Linked DNA regions of Homo sapiens: region 2 is linked to region 1. Evidence: chromatin loops called from intact Hi-C (ENCODE). Cell type or tissue: endothelial cell of umbilical vein. All regions are shown on one strand. Each heading gives the region's core, and the rest is flanking DNA. Links, peaks and the distances in the headings are about the cores only. Region 1 has its middle 190 kb from the start of CSNK1G3. Region 2 has its middle 370 kb from the start of CSNK1G3.

Evidence for each region. Hi-C counts contacts between places; a loop is a spot of excess contacts. Peaks named below come from ENCODE experiments on the same cell type or tissue, not always from the same donor. Only the 100,000 strongest peaks of a DNase experiment are listed, where the experiment ranks them.
Region 2: it touches region 1 in a loop (6-fold over the local background); 8 of 110 quality-filtered maps call a loop at or near these places.

Annotation. Positions count from the first base shown.
Region 1 is chr5:123,697,673-123,703,022 of GRCh38, reverse strand. No RefSeq gene overlaps it. Among named protein-coding and RNA genes, the nearest start is that of CSNK1G3, 190 kb to the right of the region's middle. In endothelial cell of umbilical vein, for the core only: no CTCF peak of the experiment used is centred there; a DNase peak (open chromatin) is centred at 2,262; H3K27ac peaks cover 2,215 bases.
Region 2 is chr5:123,879,780-123,885,168 of GRCh38, reverse strand. No RefSeq gene overlaps it. Among named protein-coding and RNA genes, the nearest start is that of CSNK1G3, 370 kb to the right of the region's middle. In endothelial cell of umbilical vein, for the core only: no CTCF peak of the experiment used is centred there; DNase peaks (open chromatin) are centred at 2,008 and 3,158; H3K27ac peaks cover 1,589 bases; H3K27me3 peaks cover 84 bases.

The sequences.
Region 1 (5,350 bases), core at 1-5,000:
GTGAATATATGGAAAACTCCTATTCTTTCTTTCAGGTGTAGCCCTAATGCAGTCTTCTTTCTCTCCTGACACAGATGTGGGCTAGAGCTAGGATTGATTGACATACTCAAAGCTTCCCTTGCCATTCCACTGCAACCACACATCTATAAGTCAAACACCACCCACAGCTGCAGCTTCCAATCTCCTTTTTAAGGAGGAAGAGTTATTCCAAATACCACATAATAGACAGTATAACTCTTGGCGTATCAAAAGCCTTTGATTTTTACTTTAAAAGTTGACAAACTTTCAAAAATAAATTTTATGTTCTAATTCAAAAGACATCAGACATAATGTGATATATTATTGGTAGATTCGGAACTATCATGATGAATACCAATTTCCATACCTTCATATAAGAATGAAATAATGCCCTTAACATCTGTGGGAAATCCAAATCAGCCCAGACATGTATGCTTCTTAAATTCACATTCATTTCTAATCTTGTTCTTGTCCCTTTCCTCCCCTTCTCTTGTTATGAATTCCTTTATGGCCAATATGTCTGAATGCAGGGGCTCTTTTACCAACTGGAAATCTGTACCTCGTAATGGACTATAGCTTAGAAAACAGAAGCCATCCTGTAAGTGGTAGTGGATAGCCCTCATGAGAGAACCTGGAAGATATTCCTATGAAAAGTGTAAGGTACTCTTACCTAATTTGGTTGTTTATCAAACTCTTGGCTATATTTGGCTTTCAGCTGTAATACAAATTGTGAATGCAGGGAAGGTAAAATATCATTTAAGAACTAATCCTCAGAATATTCATGTAATAGCCCAGAGTATATCAGTATCTTGAGTGGAAAAACCAAGGCTCCAAGCAAAAATTTCTTATCCAAGTCACATTAAATCCATTATCATACTGAAAACTGAACTCATGCATTCATGCATATACTAAGTAGGTCTGTGTCCACTTGGAGATTAATAGATACTCTGAATTTTGATTACACATTACTCAGTCTGCTCTTCTAGCCCACAATCTCTAACACTTCATTTCACTCTATGCCTTAGAAATGTATTCCATTGAGAATTTCTAGGCATGTGCATGATGCCAAGAAGTCAGAATGAGTATGGGTCAACCCCTAAATTGGAGATTCTTAAGTAAAACAGGCAAAAAGTAATGTATAAACTGACCAAAAATAATCACATCCCCTTGAAACCAAGTATTTACTTTAAAAGATTAGGGCAATTTTTCTGCTTCCTGAATTGTTGGGATTATAACTCCAATTCTTCACTTACTTGGACTTTGCCAGATTTGGCTTCAAATCATGTGGCACTGATGTAAAACACACCCAGAGACCTACCATGAAGTTCAAGCACCAGGAAAGCAGCACCACAAGGAACAAGCAAAAAGTAGCAAAACAGAAAAGTTAACCACTCCCAGGATTTCTAGAACACAAAATCCGTAAGAGGCGAAACCAGCGAATCTCTCCTACATGGGAAAACTTTGTCTTATGGGGAATTTTCAGGCACAAAAATAACCCATGTGACAAATAAAGATGATAGAAACAGGTAGCAAAATCCTACAACGGGCAAGAATGCATCTGGTGTCATCTGTGACACCAAATTTCAGATTCTCTCTCACGTAGAAAAAGAGTGGGCTTCAGCCACAGGGTGGAGGGACTGCCCATTGAAAACTACATATGGTACCTCTAAAATGGTATACTGTCCCCACTGTTTTTTTAGAACAACTAGACCTGAAAATCTGTTCTGAATGGAATAATCCCCTTAAGATCTGTGTTTGGTTCCTCCCTTACTGAACAGCATCATCTCTCCGCTCTCCTTTCTACAATGTAGTGATGAATAAACTAAGTGCAAGAAAACCGCACTAATATGAGTGGAATCAAATAGATCAGGCAGGCACAATGGCTATGTTTCAGGAGGCTGGATAATTCAGGATTAAAATATGTGCCTCTGTATGCCAAGATGCAATGAGCATCCCAGCCATTTCATTCAGCAAATCAAATAGTCTCTCTTTCTCAAAGACGACCATGTTGTGGAGCAAATACATTTAGGACCAGTGTTACCGGAAGCAAAAGAATGTTTTTCCTAAGTGCCAGAAAACAGGCGATTTAGACATAAGCAAACAGCCCAAAGAACCTGCCTGACTCTTCCCTGGCAGAGGAGAGCCACAAATAAGGCAATAACATTTCAGTTTCATGAGTCAGATGCTAGAGAATGAAAAGATTTCCTCTTTCTGCTGTGGGTCATTGTGGGGATGACTTCAAGAGATATCACCATGGAGTTCACACAGCACAACAAGCACAACAATGGAAACTTGGAATGGCAGCATTGCCTGCTCTCTAACGTGCCAAATCCCTTATGTTAGCTCTTATACACATGCTATTTGCTTAGAGTATTATTTTTTTCCTCCTCATCTCTGCAATTTTGATAATAGTTTCTTTCCCATAAGTTTCTTATCTGACTGCAGAATCTAGTGGCCTTATAAGAATAATTGAAGAAACGTAAAGCCTCTCATTACCAACCAGAGAGCCTTAAATACATGTACCATAAATGTTTGTGGAATCAAACTTTGCTTAATCAACATCTGTTTGAGGCAAATAAATGTAAAAGTTATTCATTAGGGTCCAGGTCATCTCCACTATTTGAATTTGGGTAAGATTTGCTCCTGCTGTAGTCCAAAGGAGAAGTTATATTCATGAATATTTAATTAGTGCCACCTTTTAGAAAAAAAAAAAAAAACTAAAAGGAGAGCAAATAGCAGCTGCTTTCTAAAACCTTACTCTTTCTTGCATCCTCAACCTCCAATAAGAATTCTATCCAACCATGCTGCATATACAGATGTTTTAACTTTCCTCCCTGTGGCAACAATTGTAGAGTTTGTCTTACAACTCCAGCCCAACTCTTTTGGAATATACTCCACTGACAATTAGGGCAGGAAAGCTTAGGGCTCCCAGGCACTGGCATAGCTTGGGCTCCTTCCATGACCCAGTCTCTACCAAGTAGACACACCCACATGTGATTTGGAAGGCCAGAGGCAGAGCCTCGGCTTGTGCTGCTTCTTTCTGTTGATGAGCACAGCCATGGAAGATATTAATTTCTCTGTTGCAGTAATAATCAAGGACCCAGGGTCGAGTCCTTAGTATGGTGCCACACTGGACCCAGTAAGCCTTTCCTGGGGCCAGAAGAGGAGGACTGAGCAGAAGGCAAGAGAGAAAATATCCAGACTCAAGGTTCCTGACTCACAGCTCAGAAGGAAAAATAAAAACTTGTGGAGGGAGAGACAGCCAGATAGCTGAGGCCTGAATTGCTAAATAGTAAGGCTAGTGCCCTTCTCTCCTAACCTAGGCAGACAGCAACCCTTTTAGAAAAGTCTCACATCTGTGGATATGAACAGACACTTCTCAAAAGAAAACATTTATGCGGCCCAGAAACACAAGAAAAAAGGCTCACATCATCACTGGTCATTAGAGAAATGCAAATCACAACCACAATGAGATACCATCTCACACCAGTTGGAATAGTGATTATTAAAAAGTCAGGAAACAACAGATGCTGGTGAGGATATGGAGAAATAGGAATGCTTTTACACTGTTGGTGGGAGTGTAAATTAGTTCAACCATTGTGGAAGATAGTGTGGCAATTCCTCAAGGACCTAGAACCAGAAATACCATTTGACCCAGCAGTCCCATTACTGGGTATATACCCAAAGGATTATAAATCATTCTACTATAAAGACACTTGCACACGTATGTTTATTGCAGCACTATTTACAATATCAAAGACTTGGAACCAACCCAAATGCCCATCAATGATGGACTGGATAAAGAAAATATGGCACATATACACTGTGGAATACTATGCAGCCATAAAAAAGGAATGATATCATGTCCTTTGAAGGGATATGGGTGAAGCTGGAAGCCATCATTCTCAGCAAACTGACACAGGAACAGAAAACCAAACACTGCATGTTCTCACTCATAAGTGGGAGATGAACAGTGAGAACACGTGGACACAGGAAGGGGAATATCACACACCGGGGCCTGTCAGGGAGGTGAGGGCAGGGGGAGGGAGACCATTAGGACAAATGCCTAATGCATGCAGGGCTTAAAGCCTAGATGATGGGTTGATGGATGCAGCAAACCACCATGGCACACGCATATCTTTGTAACAAACCTGCACGTTCTGTACATGTATCCCAGAACTTAAAGTAAAATAAAATAAAATAAAATAAGAAAATTCCCACATTTAACGTGATGCTGTATTCAACATGAGAGAGATGGAGTAAGTGATAGCTGAGGGCAGATGAGTGTCAAGACAACTATGTAGGGTTCCACTCCAGAATTATATATAAAGAACAATCAAGAATTCTTAGTATCCCACCTTCAACAACAACTAGAGGGGGCAGAAATATTATGGGAGGTGTGAACAGGTAGATATATGAGGTCAGGAGGAGGTAGCTGCAAAGTTCAGAGCTTTTGCAATTAGAGGCAAAAGCCAATTGCCAACATGCACCACACCTCGGTGGATACCAGCGCAGGATGTTCAGGGAACAGGTACACCACGGAACATCACTGCAGGTAACAGAGTGACAGACTGATGCCTAAGTCCAAGCAGGACAAGAACAGATGAATAATACATAAGCTGTCCTGTGAAAATAGACTACTCCCGAGTGGTAGAAAAAGGACACAAGAGAGGCATAAAGAAAATACAGAAGACTGAGAATGTATGCAAAAGTAGCTGAGATAGAAATCAGACTACGATTGTAATAATATTTTAATTTCACTGAAAAGGCACTGATTGGACTGAAAATACTGGAATTACAAAAAAAGAATAAGTTGTCTGGTCAAGACAGTGACTGGGAGAGTAGAGGACAAAATGGAATTATAAAAAATTACAATTAAAGAAAATAAAATTACTTTAAAAAAACACACATCAATCGTTATGTGTAAATTTTGACCCTACTCTCACAGATAGAATTTATTAGTGTTTACCATGTGCCAGTCACAGCTCTAATTAAATATAATGAATATTATGTCATCTTGGTATAGTCTAATTATCTTCATTTCACAGGTAAGGAAACTCAGTCTCACAACTATTAAACAACTTGCCCAAGGATGAACAAAATTATCTATATGATAAAGATATGATAAAGTCATATCTATAGCCAAGCAGTTGCACAAATTATTCCCAATGACTAATCAGTCACTTCAGATGTTTTCTTTCTTCCTCATCCATTTGATAGATACTACAGAGACAGATAGTAATGACCGCACTTTGCACTGTGGGTAGGAAGGGAAGAAGAAAATGCGTCTCCCCAAAGCTGAGATTTTCTTCCCATAACTAGAGTTTGCTTT
Region 2 (5,389 bases), core at 210-5,209, 180 kb before region 1:
TGCCTTCCTCAAATTCCTCCCTTCTTGAAATGCCTAGAGTAATCTTGTGTTTCCCTATTGAAACTTGACTGAATGTACACAAAATAGGCATTCTGGTGGATGCAAAAATTCAGGCAATAACCATCCCCATTTCTTTTCTTTTTTTTTTTTTTTTGAGACAGAGTCTTGCTCTGTCGCCCGGGCTGGAGTGCAGTGACGCGATCTTGGTTCACTGCAACCTCCGCCTCCCGGGTTCAAGCAATTCTCCTGCCTCAGCCTCCCGAGTAGCTGGGATTCCAGTCGTGTGTCACCACACCCAGCTAATTTTTGTATTTTTAGTAGAGACAGGGTTTCACCATGTTGGCCAGGCTGGTCTTGAACTCCCTACCTCAGGTGATCCACCCGCCTTGGCCTCCCCTAATTCTTGTAAAAAATGCCTGGATATAAAATACGGTTTTTTGAAAAATATATGAAAACAAAGACCTTAAGAATAGAGAAATCGGCCAGACGTGGTGGCTTACACCTGTTATCCCAGCACTTTGGGAGGCTGAGGCGGGCTGACTACCTGAGGTCTGGAGTTCAAGACCAGTCTGACCAACATAGTGAAACCCCGTCTCTACTAAAAATACAAAATTAGCCGGGCATGGTGGTGCATGCCTGTAATCCCAGCTACTTGGGAGGCGGAGGCAGGAGAATCACTTGAACCCGGGAGGCAGGGGTTGCAGTGAGCCAAGATTACTGCCACCACACTCCAGCCCGGGCAACAAGAGTGAAACTGTGTCTCAAAAAAAAAAAAAAGAAAGAGAATAGAGAAATGGATATACACAACTAGGGAAACATAAAACCAAGACTTTAAAAACTGCAGAAAAATAATTGTAGAACACAGAATTTTAATATTATAAACCTTGACACTGTAATATTCAGAATTACCACAATCCAGATTTATTTATAAAAACATATATTTATAAAAACACATATATTTTTATATTTGTATATTCATTGGTCTGTTTTTCCCACTAGAATGTAAGCTCCATGATGACAGGGACTTTGCTTTGTTAACTCATATCCCCAGTGCCTAGAACTGTGCCTGGCATGTATATCCAATGCATATTTACTGGATGAATGAGCACATGAATTTCCTGCCTGAACATACAATATAAAGTATCCCTCTCTCTCCACTTTGCTATGATTTGCTGGTGAATTAGAATAAGCTACCCTCCTCCCACACAGATATTTCTGTGATGCCTTCCTCTATCACTCGACTCAAAGATTTTACAGCAAATTATTATGGAAACTCTCTCATTTTATACATTGGGTTTTGTTTAGCTCTTAGTCATACTGATGGCCTATTTATCTCCCACTATATTTGATAAAGCAAATATTGATATTTTATGTGTGTATGTGTGTGTGTTGTGGTATGTCATATGTTTGTTTAATGTTTTTATCAGAAAATTTGATTATCTTTGACCTTGACTAACCCTGATATCTGAGATAATTTTTCTATTTAGTAAAACTAATTTATGTAGAATGTTTTTCTATTTTTTATTTATTAAGCAAGAGGTTGTAAAATGCTTATTCTTTTCAGATGCTATATTTATCCCAAAAGAGCTGAAAAAGTATCACTGAACTGTCAAAGAAAGGTGGTATGAAGTAGTTTAACTTGAAATATTATTTTGAGAAATATAAAGACAATGTATCTCATTAGATCAATTTTTTTCAAGAAAGAATATAGGACATCCATGTCCCATGTTAAGTTCAGCATCACAGAACTATACTGATTGAGATTCAACCTACTTTCAATTCATAATAAAATACAATTGTTGCTTTTCTTTTAATTTTCAACTAGCAAGTAGTACTCTCTCCATTAACATCAATGGAAAAACAAAAACAAAACAAAACCAGCGTCTCCACTTGGCAGGAAGTATTTATGGCTGTATATAATGCAGATAAGTTTGTTTGAGAATGTAGACAGCATTCTAGACAATCACTAGAGATAGGACCTTAATTTAACCCCAAGCCTGAAGCATTTCCTCTGGGATGTGGATGACTGATAACACGGAGGAGGGCAGAGAAAGTATAGATTTATTGAAAAATGGATGTTGCAAGCAGGGGGTGTTAAATTTCTTCCTCTAAATCATTGTTAGAAGAACAAGCTTAGATTTCTGCTTCAGGATGAAAATCCTAACTGTTGGAAGAGAGAGAAATTTTCAAAATCACAGGTAGCCGGCATTTCTAACTTTCATTTCAAAAGCATTAAACCACATACTTACCTCTAGCTCATCTTGCAATAAGACAGCATGACTACACTTGCTTTTAATATCCTCTACACAAGATTCTTCCGTGATTTTTAATTTAAAGAAAATGAGCCCTTTACTGACAGCTCGATAACCTTTCCCATGGGAACAACAGAAAAAGGTTTCCCGTTCACAGCACTAATGAGCAGTATATAATAGCCAGCTTCTTTAAATGGTGTAGTAAATATATCTTTATTAACAAACATTATGTATTATGTGTTTCTAGATCACAATATTTAAGAATAACCTTTTAACGAAGTGAATAAATAAGCCATAACAGGTTTCTTGCCCTTTACTAAGCAAAATATCAAGAACTTCTGCAAGGGCAGAGGTTAAGTGACTCTTTTATTTACTAATGATAAAGTTAATTGCATGAAACCTAATTCCACCCAGTTGGAAAAAGAATTTTTCTTTTAACACTTGACCCTCACAGTCATTTTTGAGAAATATTGCAATTCTTCAAATGAAGCTTACCCTCATCTCGCCCAATAGGTTTAACTATTGCAAGCAAAGCACTGGCTATATTCCATTTATAATGGCTAGCTAGGAACAGTAAATGTCTACTTCTTACCAGGGCTGCTCAGAGTAGCAGTTTTAATATCATTTAATAGTAAATATTCTTTATTATTCTTTTCACTGTGAACTAACCAAGTGGCACAATTCTGTGGCTAATTATAAAATCGCCTACATTACAGAAGAATTAAAACAGCAAATGAGTCATCTGGAGAGCTGCCATGGTTTTTCTAAAATTCTACACACACTGCACGTGAATTTTAATATGTAATTTTAATTACACAACTCTTCCCAGCAAACTCTTCTCATTACTTAGGCAGTGTGTGTGTGTTTCTTTTACCTTGATTACAAAGTCAAACCATTTTAGCTGAAATTAAAAATATCTGTGTATTTATAGAGAAAACAGAGGGTTGTGTTTTGATAAAGCCTCCAGAGGAGGAGGGCAAAACTTAACCCTGTAAGGAAGGAAGGCTGCCTGGTCTTCATATCAGACAGCGGCTAAGGAAATCCTAAGAGAGTTTGTTACATGAACCAGTGGGTTGAGGCAACCTTTAACGTACAGGAAACTGGAGTTAATTAAACTGTTACCGGGATCCTATCTATCATCCTAGCGTGTGCTCTATCCCAAGTCCATTTACATTTTAGAATTGAAAAAATGTTCTCAGGACTGTTGATAAACCATGTTTACTGTCTCTATTGATTTGCTACTTTTGCATAACCTTTATGTTTTAATTATCTTATAGTATTTCTTGAAGGCTCTTCTGTAGCGGTTGCTATCTGATTAGACTTTACTGGCAATTATTAAACACTAGGAGTACACCTTTTAATGGATTAATCTGCTTCAAAGTTATAAGATGACTACAGGAGTGAAACTGCCAGGAAAAAATAATGTCACCTTACTCAGTGCTATTTTCAAGCCACAGTTATTGTGTTTACTGTAGAGGAGATATGCTCAGATTATATGTGTGGAATCAGGGGAAGGGTCTTTTACATATAGTATGTCTGACACGGCATCTACCATTAATCATTAATCATATAATCAAAATACAAATTTAAAATCTCATGAATTAGCATTCTGTGAAAGAGCTAGAGTTTGACCTTTTTCTGATAATAAATATTTTTACTGAATGAAATTTTTGTTCATTGTAAATTAGAATTGCACAATGTATGTTTATTTCTTCATTTTAACTAACATTTACTGAGTACTTACAATGTATCAGGCATTGTACTAAGAGCTCATTACATGGATCACCTCATGATCATGGACTACATTAGCCCCATTTTACACATGAAAAGACAGAAGCACAGAGAGGTTAAGTAGTTTGCCTCAGGACACACAGCCTACAAGTATTTCAGTACTACAAGTATTACAGCCTGCAAGTATTGGAAACCCAACAGATTTCCAACTTAAAGTATTTGATTCTAGAACTCTGTAGCTTTACTACTAGGCCATACCCTATGGGATATATTTCAGTAATGGAACCCAAATACCACTAAATGAAGAATGACCAGGTCATGTTATGCTTTTAATATTTTAATATCTAAATACTTGCCCAGAGCTTTAATTTGAAGATCCAATTATGACAAACTGGATTCCAAAATTCAAAATAGCTCAGACCCAATTATAATATTGTTTAAAGTTTATGTGCATATATTCTATTTCAAGAAGCTTGACCATTCTGAATGGATTTCTGTAAGAAGATATAACAAGAAAAATTGATTAGATCCTGTCTGCACTTCTAAAACAAACAAAATATGATCCTGAATTTGCTGATTTACCACTATTATCTCAAAGCCAAACATTAACATCAGGAAACATATAGTATTTATCTACACAGTGTTGGTTGTAGTTAACAGGAACCTGGTAACATTTTCCCCAAACACTCTAATGACAATCCTGAGTTGAACCTTCCATTCATTTATTTTAGTTTTGAGTGTGGGAGGGAAGGAAATCCCTGATCTTTCTAGCACAAGTAGTGGACTCACAACCACTAAGTTTCTGGTGGCACATAGGATCAAAGACATCAAGCTCAGTAGGTCATATAAGCCCCTATTTCACCTTCCTCCCATCCATTCCATATTGAGTAAGCAAAACAGAATAGTGCAGTAGTTCTAAGGGCACTCTAAAGCCAGGCTGCCCGGATTCTCAAAGCTCTGCCTCACACTAGCTGCATGACCACAGACAAAATAGCCACTCTGGGGCTTAATTTCGCCATCTGTGAAGTGGGAATCATATATATTGAATATAATTTATGATGAGGATTAAATGAATTACTACTTGTAACGAACTCAGAAGAGTGGCCTATAAATAGCAAGCACAATGTGTTGTATTGCCCTATTATTAGTGGTAGAACAGTATCCTGGGCACTATGCTAGGCACAGTCTTATAACAGTCTTATAACTTTGATCTACTTAGGGATTTAATTTATTGGAAAACTAACAAATTACAGCAATAGCAAGACCTAGACCTTGACCCCACACTGTCACATCTTTTCTCTTATTTGTCTAGCCAGTGTTTATACTCCAAGGGGAACATGGCTGAAAATAGGGAAGGTCTGGATGAAATGTCAGCCTAGAGTGGCCCATTTCCCAAGACCCTCCAG